Linked DNA regions of Homo sapiens: region 2 is linked to region 1. The links are chromatin loops, found by intact Hi-C in ENCODE. Cell type or tissue: ascending aorta. All regions are shown on one strand. Links, peaks and the distances in the headings refer to the core of each region. The heading gives the core; the rest is flanking DNA. Region 1 has its middle 59 kb from the start of LGI1. Region 2 holds the start of LGI1 (leucine rich glioma inactivated 1).

Region 1 (8,337 bases), core at 67-8,066:
AATAGTTTCTCCCTGAAACGAATCCTCTCCTTGTTGGGGCCAGGGGGCGGGCTGAAACTACTTTCATAAGACTAATGAAAGGCCATAAGATTAGGATTATGGGAGGGCCCTGAATTCTGCTAAAATGTCGGTATAGTTTTTATGATCCCTTACTTCTCAGGAATCGTGTGGCCAGAGGTCACAAGATTTATGACTTCCCTAATTGCTCATATAGATAATATCACTATTGTAGAACTTAAGATTGGTCTTTTGAGATGTTTTTCAGACTGATGCCACCCAGACTCATGACTCATAACTCAACTATTTCTGTGCCCTCCTCTCCCACCAAGAGGTGGACTCAGTGCACAGATGGTGACCATTTTCCACACCCCTATGATTGCATTGCCAACCAATCAGCAGCACCCATTCTCTATCCCCTGCCCACCAAACTATCCTTGAAAAACCCTAACCCGTGAGCCTTTGGGGAGACTGATTTGAGTACTAACTCTATTTCCCCTGTGGCCAGCCTCACATCAATTAAACTACTGCAATACCATGGTCTCGGTGAATTGGTTTTGTCTGTGCAGAGGATGGGACGAACTCATCAGGCGATTACAGAGTTGTTGTAAAGATTATTTTAAGCTGAAGACATTTGAGACTCAACAGATGCAGAAAAAGACTTTCTTGGAGCTTTCCTAATCTGATGAAACACAGCAACTTTGGGAAATGAGACTACCATAAATCCCTTCTCCTAGGGAGAGTCCTAGCTGTGAAGAAGAGAGAAAGGCCACTAGCACCTATGTAAATAAAATGTCACAAACTTTCTTATCTCCCATTTATTCTCATAAAAATCCAATTGTCTTTCCTAAGGAAACCTATTTGTTCTTCTCATAGGAGCCTTTTCTCCTTTTTCCTTCCCCTACTATGTTAGGTACATAAGCCCTGAATTCTAACAGTGAGCACAATCACTGAGTGCATCACTGAGCACTCCTGTGTGTATGCACATTGCATGCTTAAATCAACTCTTCTTTTCTCTTGTCAATCTATCTTTTGATGGTTTAGATTCGTAGGCCCCCAGGCACTGACTCTGTGAAGGTAAAGTGTTTCCTCTCCAGCACCAGGAATAGCACTGATATGGTTTGGCTCCATGTCTCACCCAAATCTTATGTCAAATTGCAATCCTCACATGTCAGGGGAGGAGACTGGTGGGAGGTGATTGGATCACGGAGGTGGATTTCCCCCTTGCTGTTCTTGTGATAACGAATGAGTTCTCATGAGATCCGATGGTTTAAAAGTGTGTGGCACTTTCCCCCTCATTCTGTCTCTCCTTCTACTCTGCCTTGCTAAGATATGCTTCTCCTTCACCTTCTGCCATGATTGTAAGTTTCCTGAGGCCCCCTGGCCATGTGAAACTGTAGAGCCTGTTGAACCGTGAGTCAATTAAACTCCTTTTCTTCATAAATAACCAAGTCTCAAATAGTTCTTTCTAGCAGTGTGAGAATGGACTAATATAGGACTCTGCTTTGGACACTGACCCTGAGCAAGTGGTGTATTTCTGCCACTGTTCTAGATGTACGGATGAAGTTCTGTCATCCACTGTTCTTGGGTAGCTCCCCACTACCAAGGGCTACATTCAGTCCTTCCTCTGGACTCCAGTCTTGTTTGCCTAGTTCCAGTCTCACTGTTTGTCCCTGTGGTTTTATACTTTGCTTATTGTTTAAGTTTTACTCCTTTTTTGAGCCAGTGACATTTTCCTCTTGCATTTTTAGAGAAGCATAGAAATATGTATTTAATATCTAACCTGTCATTCCTATGGACTTGGAGCACAGGAAAGAGGATTATGAATGCATTTGCTCTGATATCTTTATTAAGAAGTTTTCAGGCCTTTTAAAAGTGAGGATGCCAGTATTTATCTGAACTCAAAACAATGGTTCTTGATCCAGTAATTCTGTTTCTGGAACTCTTCCTAGAGGAAGTAATCCAAAAAATGGGGGAAAAAAGCTTCATACACAAAGATGTTCATGGCTGTATTACTTTCTATGGTAAAGATCTGAATATATTATAAATATTTCCCAACAATAAATAAATATTAATATTTCCATTTAATATAATATTATGCAGCTACTAAAATAATACTTTACAAAGAATATATGATATAAAAATGCTTATTATAATACAAGGGAGAAAATTTGTAGCCATTTTTTGTTGTTTTATACAAGCATGCATTAAAAAATAGCATAGAAAGACTAATAAAAAGAAACCACATCAGTGCTAAAAACGGTTGTCTCTTAGTTTTTCTTTATTTTCAAAATTGTGTGTTATGTATATGAATCGCTTTTATAATAGGAAGATACCTAAATAAATATATTAACAAAAAGCTGAATGATAGAAGGACATTTTAAGACAGGCATCTTTCATGATTATAGAGAATGGATTGGCATACTACAAAACGATTGCTTCTAAAACACACAAACAGCAGAGGAAGCTTTTGTGTTAGAAGATTATTGGTTGTGATTAGATGGGTTTTCAGCATCAGGGCACAAGAAGCACCAGTTTGGTGACATCGAGCAAGGAGGCAGGGCTACAAGGGACTGGCAGATGGCAAGAACCTACACTCTGCAGGCAAATGGCCAGGCGCCAGGATCAGATGAGGGAAAGGGCAAGCTAGGAGACTGCGCCAGGGGAGCCAGTGGTAGGGGCCGGACAGGAGCCAACACTTATTGAGGGGTTGCTGAGTTTGTGCCAGGCACTGTTTTGGATCCTGAAATACAGGTGGAGAAGACTGACACAGTTCTTGCCTTCATGAAACTTACAGTCCATGGCAGGGGTTTCAAGCTGTTTTTTTTTTTTTGGAAAGGGCTAGACAGTAAGCATCTTAGGTTTTGTGAAGCTATACAATCTGTGTTACAATTACTCAGTTCTGCCACTGTAGCTTAGTAAAAGCAGCCACAGACAACAGTAAATGGATGGGTGTGGCTAGGTACCAATGAAACTTTGTTTATAAAAATAAGTGGTGGCTAGACTTGGATGGTGGCATAGTTTGCCACCTCCTGATCTAAGTGGAAGACAGACAGTAAACAAGTAAACAAGTTAATATGATAATTATGGTTTGTGATCATTGTCAGGAAGGAAATCAAAAGGGTGATCTAGTAGTGAATTAGTAATACATTACATTTTACCTTTTACCGAGATGTGACATCCATACAATAAGGTGCACAAATTCCAGGATATAGAATATTCTTAACACCTTAGAACTGGGTCCTGAAGCATTAGAATGACCTCTCCATCCAAAGAACTGGGCATGGGGAAGCATTCCAGGCAGAAGGGAAAACAAGTACAAGAGTCTGAGGCAGAAAAAGGTTTCGCATCTTCCATGAACAGAAAGGGTTTTCATGGGGCTAGATAGCAGTGAGCAGGGAATAGGGTGGGATGCTGTGGGTAGAGGAAAACCCCACAGACTTTAGAGGCCATTGTGGACATTCTGTATCTTATTCTAAATGTTATAGGAGAGCAATGGAGGGTTTTAAGCAGAATGGCATGATCTGATTGAAGTTTCAAGATGATAAGTGAACTGCTGTCTTCTTTCTGGACTTTTCTGTAGTAGTGTTCAGTTAGGACGGGGAACTGGGGCTAGGGGCTGGGGGCTGGGAGCATCCAGCCTCAGCTGGAGCTGAGATGGGCTGTGTGAGGAAAATCCATTAAAGAACACCATTACCATACACCACATACTGAACCATAAACATCGATTTATTTTGTAAAACACCTCTTTGAAATATTACTGTAACTAGATTTATTGGCACCTGTTTCCGAGCACTTAATTAGGAGATACTTTAAGAACTGTGCATCAAAGACAAGAACCTGAAGAAAATGCAAGCAGGGGGTTAAGAGGTGAGGTGAGCTGGCAGGTACAGATCTAGCAGCAGCAAGTCATGCTGCCGAGGTGGAGGCTCACGGGAGGCAGGAGGAGGGGGTCAGAATATATCTTTAGTGTCCAGGAAGAGACCCCGGTGGTTTTTGGAACCAGAGAGTTGAGGTTTGCTTTCATTGGTGTGGCTTGGTTCTGATTTAATGTTTTGAAGACATATTGTAGGGAATAGTTACAAAGTGTCCCTAGGATGGTGAAAAGAGGCGGGTGGTGAGGGGGCAAGAAGGAATGGAGTTTTGTAAATGGAGAATTAGAGGAAATGATAATTTGGGGCCAAGAGCCTTCCTCCTTCTCTCCCTACCTGCCTCTCTTCTTTTCTCCTTCCTTCCCTTTCATTTATTTACTTACTTATTTATTTATTTACTATCTACCTTGGTTGAATGTCATCTCCTTTCTTTTTTAAAAATGCAGAGGCGAGAGACCAAGAGGAAGAAATTGAATCAGTATGTACTGCCTTACTAAGGTTGTCATGAAGCAAGCGCAAACTAAAATATTGTTCATGTTTGTCTGACATTCAAATTTAACAGAGCACCCTGTATTTTTATGTGCTAAATCTGGCCATCCGTCTATGCCTGTGGCTTGGATTTTGCCATTTCAGCGTCAGCGAGTGAAACCTCCTCCTAATTACTCCCTGCTAATTGGAACCAGCTGCCACCAGGAGGCAGCCGGGCGCTGCTTCCACCCAAGATGAGGACAGTGTCTGAGATTCTAGGGAGCTCTGAGTCTACCTTCCTCTCGAACTCTCCTGACACCCATTTCCACTTCTAGCCACAACTTTCCACTGCTCTCTCCTAATCTTGCTTTAGTAAAAATAGCTAAACTTTAAAAAAAATTATACTCCATTTAAAGGTAAAAAGAACCCATAACATCACATGCATCTTGCCTCCCTAAATAATTGCAGTTAGAAATTAATTCATCTTCCTTTAAAAACCTGAATTTAGCCTCAACTAGTCACAGCTTCTGTCACTCGCCCCTTTGACCTGGGGGTCCCCTTCGCTCCCAGCTTTTCCCGTGTCCCTGTCCTTGCTCCCTCTCTCCACTGTGCCCTTCCTTCTTCAGCCGTCACTATGGTTACAGGGGGACCTGTTTCTGTGGTGCCCTCTTCCATAGCCTGCTTCCGAGGTAATTTCCCCAGTGAATTCCACCTCCTCTCAGTTATCTCTGCCCTTATCCTACTTCAGTGAGGTGGGTGGGGGGGGGAATCAGAGAGAGAAAGAAAGCGCATGCATCCAGCAGCTCAGATATCAAAATTCTTTCTGTTACCAGGAGACTTTCTCCAATCAATGTTGCCTCTTTTTTTGTTTTCCTTCTTTATGAGGAAAAGCTGTTCCCGACTCTGCCTCTTACTCTGGCATAAACCTAAATCCACTTATAAAAGTTAACTAAACACCTCTTGGCCTTGTGACTGTAACACTGAGCAACAGTTTGCTTCTTTGCATACCTCCAATTCTGGAGTCAAAAGGGTCCCTTTAGGACAGAAAAATGAACTGAAGAAAGAACACCAGCTCTGTCACATGGGGGAGACAGCGACACAGAAAATGTTAACCAAGCAGTCCAGGCCACAGAGAGATGTGTCCAAAGCCCAGGGCCCCGTAATGAGAGGCTACAGGCAAAGACTTTCCCAGAGAGGTGGAGAGGAAGCGTCTCCAACAGTGTCCAAGCAGCAAAGGTGATTCCAGAAAGCTTATGGTGAAATAACATGGAAGCAAAGATCACAAACAGCAGTGTTTTGATAAATATTTGGATGTTGGTTTGTTTGGTTTCTGCTAATTTGAGATTCTGTGAGTTAGATAATTTTCTTTGCTTCTCATGAGATATAGGATAACCTACTCAAATTATGCAAATGCTCATTCAAAGGAGGAAGCAGAATTATGTTAGTCTCTTCTATAATTCTATTGAAATGATGATTCATAGGGTCCATTCTCAAAGAAGACTTGCATCAAATTAACGCAGTCCAGCAACATTTTTTTTTAAATGTCATAAAAGGGCTGTAACTCACAGGAACTCTTCTTAAAATCCCCATGTCCTCACCCTTCCACTCCCTATTCACAGCTCCTTCTGGTCTCTTTCAGAATACAAATTCTGACACCCTCCTACGGCCTAACCTGTGAGTTACTTTGTGTTATTCTCCTCTTCTCCCAATTCTGCTTCATGGGAGTCCCCAAAAGAGGGCTATGCTGGGAACGCTGTGGGAGAAGAAGAAATTGACTAGAAAAAGCCGGAACCTTCTTTAAGTTGTAGGGCAACTGGAAAGCTGGGAACACATTGACAGCAGCACTTTTGCCTGGTTAAACTTATATTTTTGTTCTCAAAATGTAAGTTTCCTGTAAGTCCAGACCTGTTGGGATAGTCATCTCACCTAGTGGCGACCTTGAGTGGTATTTGGTACTTGCTAAGCTGCTGCACATGAAGCTGTGCTGTGTTCAAGGGCAGTAAAATTCAACTACACTCAGTCTGCCTGCCCTTAACCAAGGAGGAAAGCAAGGTAGTCTGTGTGGGTATGAAGCCAGCTCTCTCATTGCGTGTACAATGCCTGCCATGCTCACCATCACCTGAGCCAGATCATTGGCCTTCCTGCTAGGAGGATCGAGGGCAGAGGTCTATGGGAAGATGAAAGCAAAGTGTTTGTTACCACACCCCCTTTGTTATGGAGGTGATGGGCATTGTTGATATAGGTGATGCATGGGCAAATCTACTGACATGCTAAAAGGATGGGTAGTTGTTCATGCTGAATTGAATTAATTGTTTATATCTTGGCTGAGTCATTAGGAATCTATGTTACAGTCTCTGACTTTGCATGATCCAAAGCTGAATTCCGTGACTGTTATTCTGATTTTCCTCTTGGAATGACCAGGCTTTGGGGGACTAATCCAATCTTCCAAGGTGGGCCAGTGGATCGATTTCAGGGAAGAACAGAAGCTTCACGAGGGAGACATAGATATGAGTACTCTCTTCTTGCTAAGGAACGTCTATTTAGAATACCAAAGCAAGATGCTATTTAAATACTTTCTTCAGTTTCATTCTTTTTCTCTGTCCTTTACTGCCTTCCTTATCATCTGACTGAGGCAGGACCTTGGCAAACCTTATTCAGCAAAACAAATTATCAGAACCTTGGGAACCCCTGGACTCTGTTCTTGGAATCTCCATAACAGTCTTGCTGGCCACTGTCTAGGAAGAAAATTTCTTTCCCCAAAACTCATTGCTCACATTAGTTATACCTTTTCTGGGATCCACCCTTTTGTGGTCCCAGTGTCCTGGAGCACGGATGTTCATAGTGGCTGTCACATGGGCACTGTGCCCATGTGCATGGCAGGGGGGTTCTGCTGCCCTCTGTTGGCCACAGCAGACTTGGTCTGGTTGTTAACTACTGGGTCATGTCCGCCTCTGGCAAAAGGCTGCAGTTCTTGCCCTCTAACTCTCCTTCCTCAGCATTCCTTAACAGGTACCAAATCCTCCTATTATTAAGCATTGGATGAAGCCACATTGCAGCTCCCACGAAGAGTTTATCTAACATTCCCAAGTGAATGATTCTAGCAGTCTATCTAGCATAGGGATCATGAGTTGTTTCTGGGAACGGCCCTGAAATATGGTCAGAAAATGTCTGAGCTCATCAACTCTGTCCTGACTTATTTGATTTGCTATCAGAGAGTGATATCCCTGGATCTTGCCCCTACATAGTGTGGTAGTTTCTATTTGGAAGCCTCAAAACACAAAGCCCCTTCTATAGCATAATAATAATAATTATTATGATTAATCTGCTACTGCATCCTTTAAGTGGTGAGAATTACAGAAATCTCAAACATCAGCATCAGTTTGATCCTTTAAACTAGAAATAAAGGGGAGAAGATTTGGAAATATGCTGATGGGGGCAAAATCAGTTATTTGGAAGAAAAAGGAGACTGGGTTTAGATACCCTGATGTGCCAGGTTATTGGGAATCAGTAATATATGCCAACTTTTATTTTACCATGAATATCTCCTCAAAGTCTTGGACAGGCTTCTCTCTGGCCCTTCTGAGTACACTAATGCAGGTTGGTAGTGTGGTTTCTGGAATGTACTTCTAGGAGGATCCATTTACTAGGCAGCCTTTTTTCTTTGCTGTGGAGGAGGCTTTTAGCAGATGGGTGTGTTATATAATGGTCTGCACTTTGCCCCCACATGAGTGTAAATATTATAAACATGAACATCTGGCTGATATTACTGATGTCTACAGGGCATATTGGCCTCAGTTTAGGAGGGTGAAACAGTGAAACCCTCATCAAACAGTGATAAATCCAAGAGATGGCTGAGGTGGGATGAGGAGGGAAATTAGTCCCTTTTTTTTTTTTTGAGACGGAGCCTTGCTCTGTCGCCCAGGCTGGAGTCCAGTGGTGCGATCTCGGCTCACTGCAAGCTCCGCCTCCCAGGTTCATGCCATTCTCCTGCCTCAGCTTC
Region 2 (8,337 bases), core at 34-8,033, 60 kb after region 1:
GGGGCACGGGCATGGCACACACTCGGTTGGGCTATTTAAAAACCAGTCCCTTGGCTTCCCTCTGTGATTCTAAATACGTGAAATCACATTACCCTGCAGCAGCCGGTAACTATTTCTATAACATTGTCCAGCATCTGTGCTTGCCGTGACTGGGTCCACCCAACAAAAACAAAGTGGAGATGTGGTAATTGATTAGGTTAATCACTCCAGGCTTTCTGTGCCACAGCTAATGTCCATCTAGTGTCTACTGACACTACTCCTGGAATTTTAAGGACTGATCTATGTAACTAGATCTATGTAACTTCCTAGGGGAAGGGAGGTGCCTTAGCATATCAAAAGGATGCTTTTTAAAAGAGCTATTTATTCATTTAACAAGTGAGGACCAGAAACACAATTTATCACTTTCTCAGAGACAGCAAATTCTTATCCTATGGAAGGATCCCAGCATTAGAGACTCTGCCCCTTTCTGTGGGAAAGAATCTATCTTTTTTGGATTTGTTTGATGTGCTAACTAACACTTCCCCCAGTCACACCACTAGCCATCAATCAAACAGATAAACCCCTTAGGAATATCTAGTCAATTGCTAATCATTTGAAGACATCAGCCAGTAGAAGGGCATTAGCCAACATCATTACATAATGTCAAAACAACTGATCAAGTTTGTGAATCCAATGAAACAGTCAAACCAGTTTAGGAATTTCATATACACAAAACAATAGATGAGTGACTTTTAGCTTTTTAGCTTGATATAAAATTTTTAAACCCTACCATTTATAAATGTGTAAGCATTTGGCACACCCTATGCCAAGTGTTTTATCTACTTAAACCTTGGAAGTATGTGTTCTCACTTCCATTTTAAAGATAAGAAGACTGAGGCTTAGTGAGATATACTAATCTGCACAAGACTACATGTTTAGGTTCTATGAGTGGCAGGGTGAGGTTTAAACACTTGTCTCTCCAACGTCCACTCCATGCTGTTTGCCTCTGTGTATGTAACTTCAAACAGCCAAAATGGCCAAGTAAGGCAAGAAAATAAAAAAATAAAAAACAAACAAGTGAAAGGCCTGGGTCCTGAATCATGCAGTTAAGATAGCCAAGACTCAGCTGATCCACAATTGTCTAATTCTGCCCATATCCGTCCAGCTACAAACCAAGTCTGCGACCTGATACCTGAGTCCTGGGAGACCTCTTGACCCCCATGTGATACCGCTGTAAGGACTAGGACTCCAATTGCCAAACATTACACATCAGAACAAATTTTATGTGTTCCATTATGCCTGTGAACAGATCTGATTTCTTAGTCAAATATTATTTTTTTGAATATTTTCAGGCATAGACTGAGTATGTGGTTCCCTTGTGGCCAACTCAAAACATATAGCAGAGAGTAATCCTTTGCACTATCCTATATTAATATTTTCTTTCCCTCCTTGTAATGGAACTAGTTATAAATTAGATGAGATTAAAAAACAGTCTCTTGAGAATTAACATTTTAAGGAATTACCTAGAAAGAGCTGAGGTGTTTTTTTTCCCCACATGGTAAATCATACAGAGTAGCAGCCTGCCCCAGATCCCCGGAGACAACATCTTGAGCGCATATGTTATGCTGGGTTCTGTATTGACTAATTCAAAAACTCCAGGGCAAAAGAACCCAAGTTCCCAAGTTAAAAATGAAAGTAAAATAGTGGAATGGAATTGGGATCATTGTTGCAAGATTCCAACAACTTCATAAATAGCCATTAAAGTAGACAGCATGACAGGTTAACAGATTTACCATTGTAAGAATCAACCTGCACTGTTGGTGTGAAGTCGCAAACAAACCCATCTACCTCTCACTTTACGGATATTCTGTTTTCTCAGAAATAGAATCACATTTGACAAAATTAATATTGAGATCATTTTACTAGAAGGCTTATCCAAATATATGCCATATTAAAAATAGTCATGATATAAATATTTCTCACAAGAGCTGCAGCGATGGCGTGAATAAAAAACTCCCTTCTGAGATTTCAGTAAAACCAGATCTCACAAAGGATCTGAAAGAAAACAAAAAAGAGAAAACAAACAAACAGACACACACAAAGAGACACACACACACAGAACAAACCTTATGTTAATCCGGTTTAGCATAACAGTGACTATTTTGACACTATTTTATGAAGTACGATACTATTCCTTCCCAGATGAAGTAAGAGAAATGAATCGGCTACAGGTTTCTCATGATAATGTTCAGGGCTGGGGGTATCTAAGCATGTTCAGTAGCAGCTAAAAAAATCAAAAATTCTAAATGCAGCAAATGTTAGCACTGTCAAATGGCCAAGCATGCAAGAGGAATCTCTCTCTCCATGCCCTTCTACAAATACATGCAAAGCCCCAAATCCACCGGCTGGAATTTTTAAATCGTAAATTAGATATCAAAATGCTTACGGGCCTTACAATGAGATAACATCAGGAGGAACGGTGCGTGGAATGGATCTGGCATTCTCACATAAAGCATTATCTTTGGTACAAGTACACACGGCAGGGCATTTTGGCTTCGCTGGTTTCTTCCCCTCAGTCAGCAAAAGCGCAGATAAGAGACATAGGAAATAAGCAATTCTTTTCAGGGGAATGCAGGCATTTCCCATCCTTTTGCTTCTTTCTGATTCCATGCAGTCGAGAAAATATCCCCAACCATGAACAGGGCTTCTGGAATTCAGATGGTGATTGTCTTGCTCTAAGAACAGGTCACATAGGAGTCCACCCTTTTCCTCTGCCTCTGTATCTCTGCTTTTTCAAAACAGAGACCTGCAGCTGATTCGTGAGCTTCTCCTCGCTCCAGCAATGCACTGCTCGGGGGAAGAGACCTGTGAGGTACTGTGAGATGGGAGGGATCCAACTGCTGGAGGAGAGAGCCGACTTGCATCACCACGAAAACACTGAGCACAGACCAGCCTTCGAAGGCAAAGTGAAGTGATGTCACAGAAAATAAACAGCTTTCTGCTTTCACCGGGAGGCCCTTTAATTGTTACCAAAAATAGGACGGCATTATGTCTTATTAGTGAGTGGGTGGGCGGGTGGGTGGGAGCAGTCATCTTGCATAGGATGTCGGCAATCTCAGAAACCTCTGGGAGTCTGCTTTTCATGTAGCAAACAACCTAGTAAGAAAAACTAGCTTTGGAGCCAGCCCCGGCTGGAAAAAATGAAGCTAAATGAAACTCTCTCCACAATATTGGGCTAAAACCTTTTGATGTTTCTTGCTGAGCCTACCTGGCTAATGCCATCAGTGAAAGACAAATCAGAACAGATGAAGAATGTGACTTTCAGGGGATGAATGTGAGTACATACTTTTCTGACACTTATTAACTGTCATGAATGATTGATTTTCCTATCCCCCTGGGTCCCCCACGTAATTCATTCTCTCCTTCCATGACAAGGAAGGGAAACAGAAGTGCGGGACCCTCTCTGTGTATAATCCACCTCCCTCTCTTCTCCCACCCTCCCTTCTTTGGCAGTAGCACCAGAAGCCTGGAAGGAACTCCCTGCCAGCAGGAGGCGGCCAGCTCTAGCTTCCTGGGGCTTTGAAAAAGGCCTGGCTCAGCCCCGAGGCTGTGACATGGTGGGGGAAATGCTGGACTGAGAACCAGACACCTGGCTTTGAGAACGCAGGTCTGCTGTGAACTTGCTGAATCTATTCTCCTGTCTGTAAAACGGGGATGATAGTAAAGACATTCTGGAATTAAATGAAAATGATAGGCTATGTTACTCGTGTACTTGATGTGAGCGGATGGGCCCTTGGAAAAGAAAATTCATTTAAAGAAGCAATCAAGAGCCCCTGGCCTTGGGGTGGGATAGTTTAGTCCAAGAGAGTAGGAAGACCCTTGGGATGGAGGAAGATGAGGAAAACAGACCCCCGGTTATCTCACTATGGCGAAGGCGGCCATCCTTCAAGCTGGCACGAACAGCCTGGGATATCAGTCCACGTTCCTTTCTCCTCTAGCTTCTTAGACTGAAAGTATTAAAAGGACTGCTTGAGCAAAGGCGATTTTGACATAACCTCATTCTGCATCAGAGCTGAAAGCATTGCCATTCTACCCTTTCGCTCATGTAGCTGGCCCCATGCTAACTTCAATCCCTTGTTCAGTTCTCTGTAAACTCTTTGCGGGGGACAGTGCCATTCACGTGCATTCTCACATTTGATAACTGTCTGTTTACCCCAGAAGATTGCAAGGTCCACGAGGTTAGAGACCCCGCTAGGGAACCCAGGGCCTGTGTAGCATTGTGCATGTAGTGGGCAACCTGGATGGCTATGCCAGCAACAGCAGAGTGTACAGTCCATTCATGGTCATGCCCAGCCAAATAAACTTACAGTTGCACCTTGCAGTTCTAATAAAGAGATCTAACCTAGTCAAGGAAGTCAGGGGCCAATTCCCTGAAGTAGCAGTGATTGAGCTGAGTTCAGAGGTAAGGAGGAGTTACAGAGAGGGTTCGTGAGAACACTCCAGGTAGAGGGAACGGCATACATAAAGTCTGGCTCATGATCTGCAGAGCAATGGGACACCTCTGTAGAATCAGGCAGGGGAGTGATATTAACTGGTTTGTGTTTCAAAAGGACCAGTAGGTTATTATCACTAAGTCAGTTTTTGTGGGGTTGTAAATACTGTGTGTTGTTTTTTACGGAAGGGAAAAAGAAAAACTCTTCGTTGACAAGAAGTCATGATTTTAAAGTGTATTCTACGAATGCTTCACTGTCAAGGACTCTGTGGAGGAGGGAATGGAGGGCAGTGTTTTTAGAAACTGTGACCTCTGCGCAAGCCTCACTTTAAACAGTAAAAGTGTCACTTAAAAGTTGGCTGCAAGTCGGGTTTTTGTAAATTGAACCCTGCTTCAAGTGCCTAGTGGAAACTTGCTCCGTAAAATAATTATGTGGTAAAAGTTTTATGGAGGATTGTTTTTATTCAAAGTCACCCTCTAAATCAACTGACTTGTAAATGATGTGTTCTGTAACTACAAAATGAAGACATCGAGAAGATTCAGGGACCTCAAAGATCCTGGATTCGATCCCTGCATATTACAGATGGAGAAACCGAGGTACAGAGAGGACACACAGAGACCACCACTCTGCATGGGGTAAGCCCCATGGCAGAAACTTGGTTACAATGACTAATGTAATCCATCAGGCTAAGTCACTCCCTGTGTTTCACTTTCAAATGTTTCAAATCATGAAGATTGCTTGACTAGCTGTTGGCTTTGTGGTATGAAGACACAGCCGAAGAAAGGGTGAGCGGTCTTTTTCTTTTGACTTGGTAAAGCTAGGAAGGCAAATGAATGAGGGGAAGAAATCATATCCATACTATTCACTTTGCAGCTGTATTTATCTGGCAGTTCAGTTTGTCAGTTCAAGGGGGAAAAGGACCATTGGGGAGGGGAGGGGAGGAGAAACTCTAAGGACAAATTACAATGGGCATTCTGAAAAGACAGTAACTTTTTATTTTTCTATGGCATTTAAAACCCAGACTTGAATTCTTTATTCAATTAAAAACACCCACTAAGGTCAGACAAAATTTAACCATGTAATGCAGGATGCTGGCGGCCTTTTTGGGAGGAGAAACCACTTCCTGGCTCCAGAATTGGATCTGAGGAGAGACTCGGGGAGATGAGGGCAGTTCGCTGCATTGAAGTCTTGAGAGGCCTGAAGAGGAGGCCCCATTGCTGATAATGCTTCCCATCTTACTGCTCCAGGAAGCCCCAGGGAGCACAGAGATGATGTAGGAAGCAGGAGGTGGAAGCTTAGGGGTTTCCACCATCTTGGAGGCCTTCAGATAAGGTGTGGCCACCCACTTGTGGATCACAATAGGGACCCTGGGGAGAGGGGCTTGGAAAGGATTAAAGCAGAGTTGGAAGGAGGCCCAGGGAAGCCAGGAGGCCTAGCTGAGGCAGGCTCAATGCCCAGTCTGAGCTGTAGAGGAGTAGCTGAGCTCTGCACTTTGCCAGCCATATGACCATGGGCCGATTTACCCTTCCTAAGTCACAATTTTCTCCTCTGTAAAACGAGGATAATAATAGTATGTATCACATAGAGTTGTTGAGAAAATGAAACATGATAATGTATCTAAAAGTGCTTATTGTGCAGTCTGATACGTGTGAAAGATTTAGTATCATCTTCACCGTCATCACCATCATTCTCATCATGGTTGCAACAGGACTTGAATTCTGAACATGTGACTTCTGGGACCTGGGAAGCAAAGCTCTCAAATAAAAATGAGGTTAGCTGAAGCGTATATTCACTCTGGGAAGCAGGCACTTCTGAGCAGTATGACACACTGTGGCCTTGTCAAGGGTTCCGCCATGAGAAGGAACCAAGCTGCCTCCTGGAAAAAAAAAAAAAATCTCACCAGTTTGGGTGAGAGTAGGAGCACGCATGCTTAGCCCAAGGACAAGGTCTACAGGTGGAGAAGATTAAGGTGGTTGTGAATACAGGATGAAGACTTTTTTCAGCCTACTGCCCTTGAACACGTGTAAGTTAGAAGGGAGTAAGAGGAATCTCTTTTGGGATCCCTGTAAAAAAGTGGGACTTCTCTCTAATGTGGTGGGCACCATTGCATGGCATGCAGGTGCTATAAGGAACTATGCACAGTGGTGACACCAGAGGCTGCTGAAGAGGTGAGACAAACAATGCTCCCATCCAGGCCTGGGAGTCAGACTAAAGTCATGGAATTTTTCACCAGCAGCAGCTCAGCCTTGGTGGCCCAGCAGCAGTGACAGCCCTGCAGACATCAAAGGCACTGGGAAAGGATCCCAGCAGGGAGGCAGAGCAGAAGAGAAGGAAAATGAGGGACAAGGAATGATGTTTGGGAGCACATGTACAGTGTTCCCTGGACATCCTCAGAAAGACCAGAAGGGGGTTCTCGTCTGGGGGCTTCTGGTGGTTCTGGAAGAGCTGTTGAAAGCAGAGTGAGAAAGGAACAGCATGTGCCTGGTTATGATCCCAGTTTTCCCCTCAGGCTGGTGTGGCCTAGGAAACACACATTGTACAAGTAAACAAATCACTATTAGGAGGCTTAGAAGATCAAGCTTGGCCTTGCCTCCTTTTACAAACACTCAGACATGCAAACTGGTGTCATTTTAAGCAGCTTTCTCAACAGAGCAGGGTTTGCAAAGCTGCGTGTCAGATATGATAGTGGATCGGGACATCAATATCAATCTAGTGAGTACAAGTAGAATTTGAAAAATAAATCATTTCAAATACAAAATTGGAGCATATTGCACCAGTAAGGATAACTATTGCCTTGTGAAGCCTTTGTTTCCATTCTTTGTGTGTGTATGAAGGCACAGCTGTGATATAAATCATGCTTCTTTCAGTTTACAACCAAAAAAAAAAAAAGAAGAGAAAAGAAAAAGAAAGGGAAAAAAAAACTGCATGAGAGGATGCTAAAGATCCTTTCCCAACCCAGGAGTCCAAAATGGCAGGGAAGTGATCTTGACTCCAATAAATTTCACTTACTGGTTGAAGTTAGCAATTAGACCTGTCGGAATATTGTTTCTGTTCTTCACTGACTGTGTGAACTTAGGAAAGTTGATTAGCTTCTCTGTGCCTCATTTGCAACAAGGAAGTAAAAATAACAATACTATCTCTGCATTGTTGATATTAGGATTAGTGATGATGTACATGGAAAGAATGTTGCAAAAAAGGCACTGGACTACTGATAGTTCCACTGGAAATAAGTGGGAAGGGGATTGAGGGCCAATCTTTAAGATTATTTGGCAGTAGTGTGTCATTAGGACTCTTTGGTAGCAAGTGACAGACACTGACTCTGCCAACATAAGTGTAAAAGGACCTTGTTGCCATGGTGATTGAGTGACTCACAGAATCCAAGGAAGGGTTGACCAAGCAGGATTTAGAATGAAGGAACTTGTGAAAGCTTGGGAATCTATGTGGCAGGAGCTAATGGATGATGCCCTCTGGCAAATTCAGTCCAACCTGTTCTTATCCTTATGTTCCTCCCCAAAAGATGAGTATGGTGGACTGATCTTGGGTCAGGCACCCCTGCCCATTGCCCTGGGAAAGTGGGGCACCTTGACTGGCAATCTCACCAAGAGTGCACATGGTGGGAGAGAGGTGGTTCCACAAAAGCAAGTTGGGTACTGCTGTCAGAGCAGAGAGAACAGGCTGGGCAGGTGAAATCCAGCGATGCTCATTTGGGTAGGAGTGCTGGGCTCTGATAGCTAATATCATTGGCCCTTGCCCCTAACTCAACCTTATGGTTTTAAAGAGAAATGACCAGAAGACAATTTAGACAAATAGATATGAATACTTTCTCCAAGGACAGCTAAACTCGCATGTTCTAACTGTGGAATCA

The links. Peaks named below come from ENCODE experiments on the same cell type or tissue, not always from the same donor. Only the 100,000 strongest peaks of a DNase experiment are listed, where the experiment ranks them.
Region 2: it touches region 1 in a loop (4-fold over the local background); 30 of 110 quality-filtered maps call a loop at or near these places.

Annotation. Positions count from the first base shown.
Region 1 is chr10:93,812,571-93,820,907 of GRCh38, reverse strand. No RefSeq gene overlaps it. Among named protein-coding and RNA genes, the nearest start is that of LGI1, 59 kb to the right of the region's middle. In ascending aorta, for the core only: CTCF peaks have their summits at 4,556 (motif pointing right) and 7,227 (motif pointing left); DNase peaks (open chromatin) are centred at 4,577 and 7,217; H3K4me3 peaks cover 1,108 bases; H3K27ac peaks cover 1,156 bases.
Region 2 is chr10:93,752,457-93,760,793 of GRCh38, reverse strand. It overlaps LGI1 (leucine rich glioma inactivated 1), which reads right to left and starts at 2,858. Exons shown (of 8, transcript NM_005097.4): 1 at 2,435-2,858; 2 at 1,963-2,034. The coding sequence starts at 2,649. LOC101927013 (a long non-coding RNA gene) reads left to right here and starts at 3,077. Exons shown (of 3, transcript XR_246160.5): 1 at 3,077-3,313. In ascending aorta, for the core only: a CTCF peak has its summit at 3,529 (motif pointing right); no DNase peak of the experiment used is centred there; H3K4me3 peaks cover 2,974 bases; H3K27ac peaks cover 3,048 bases.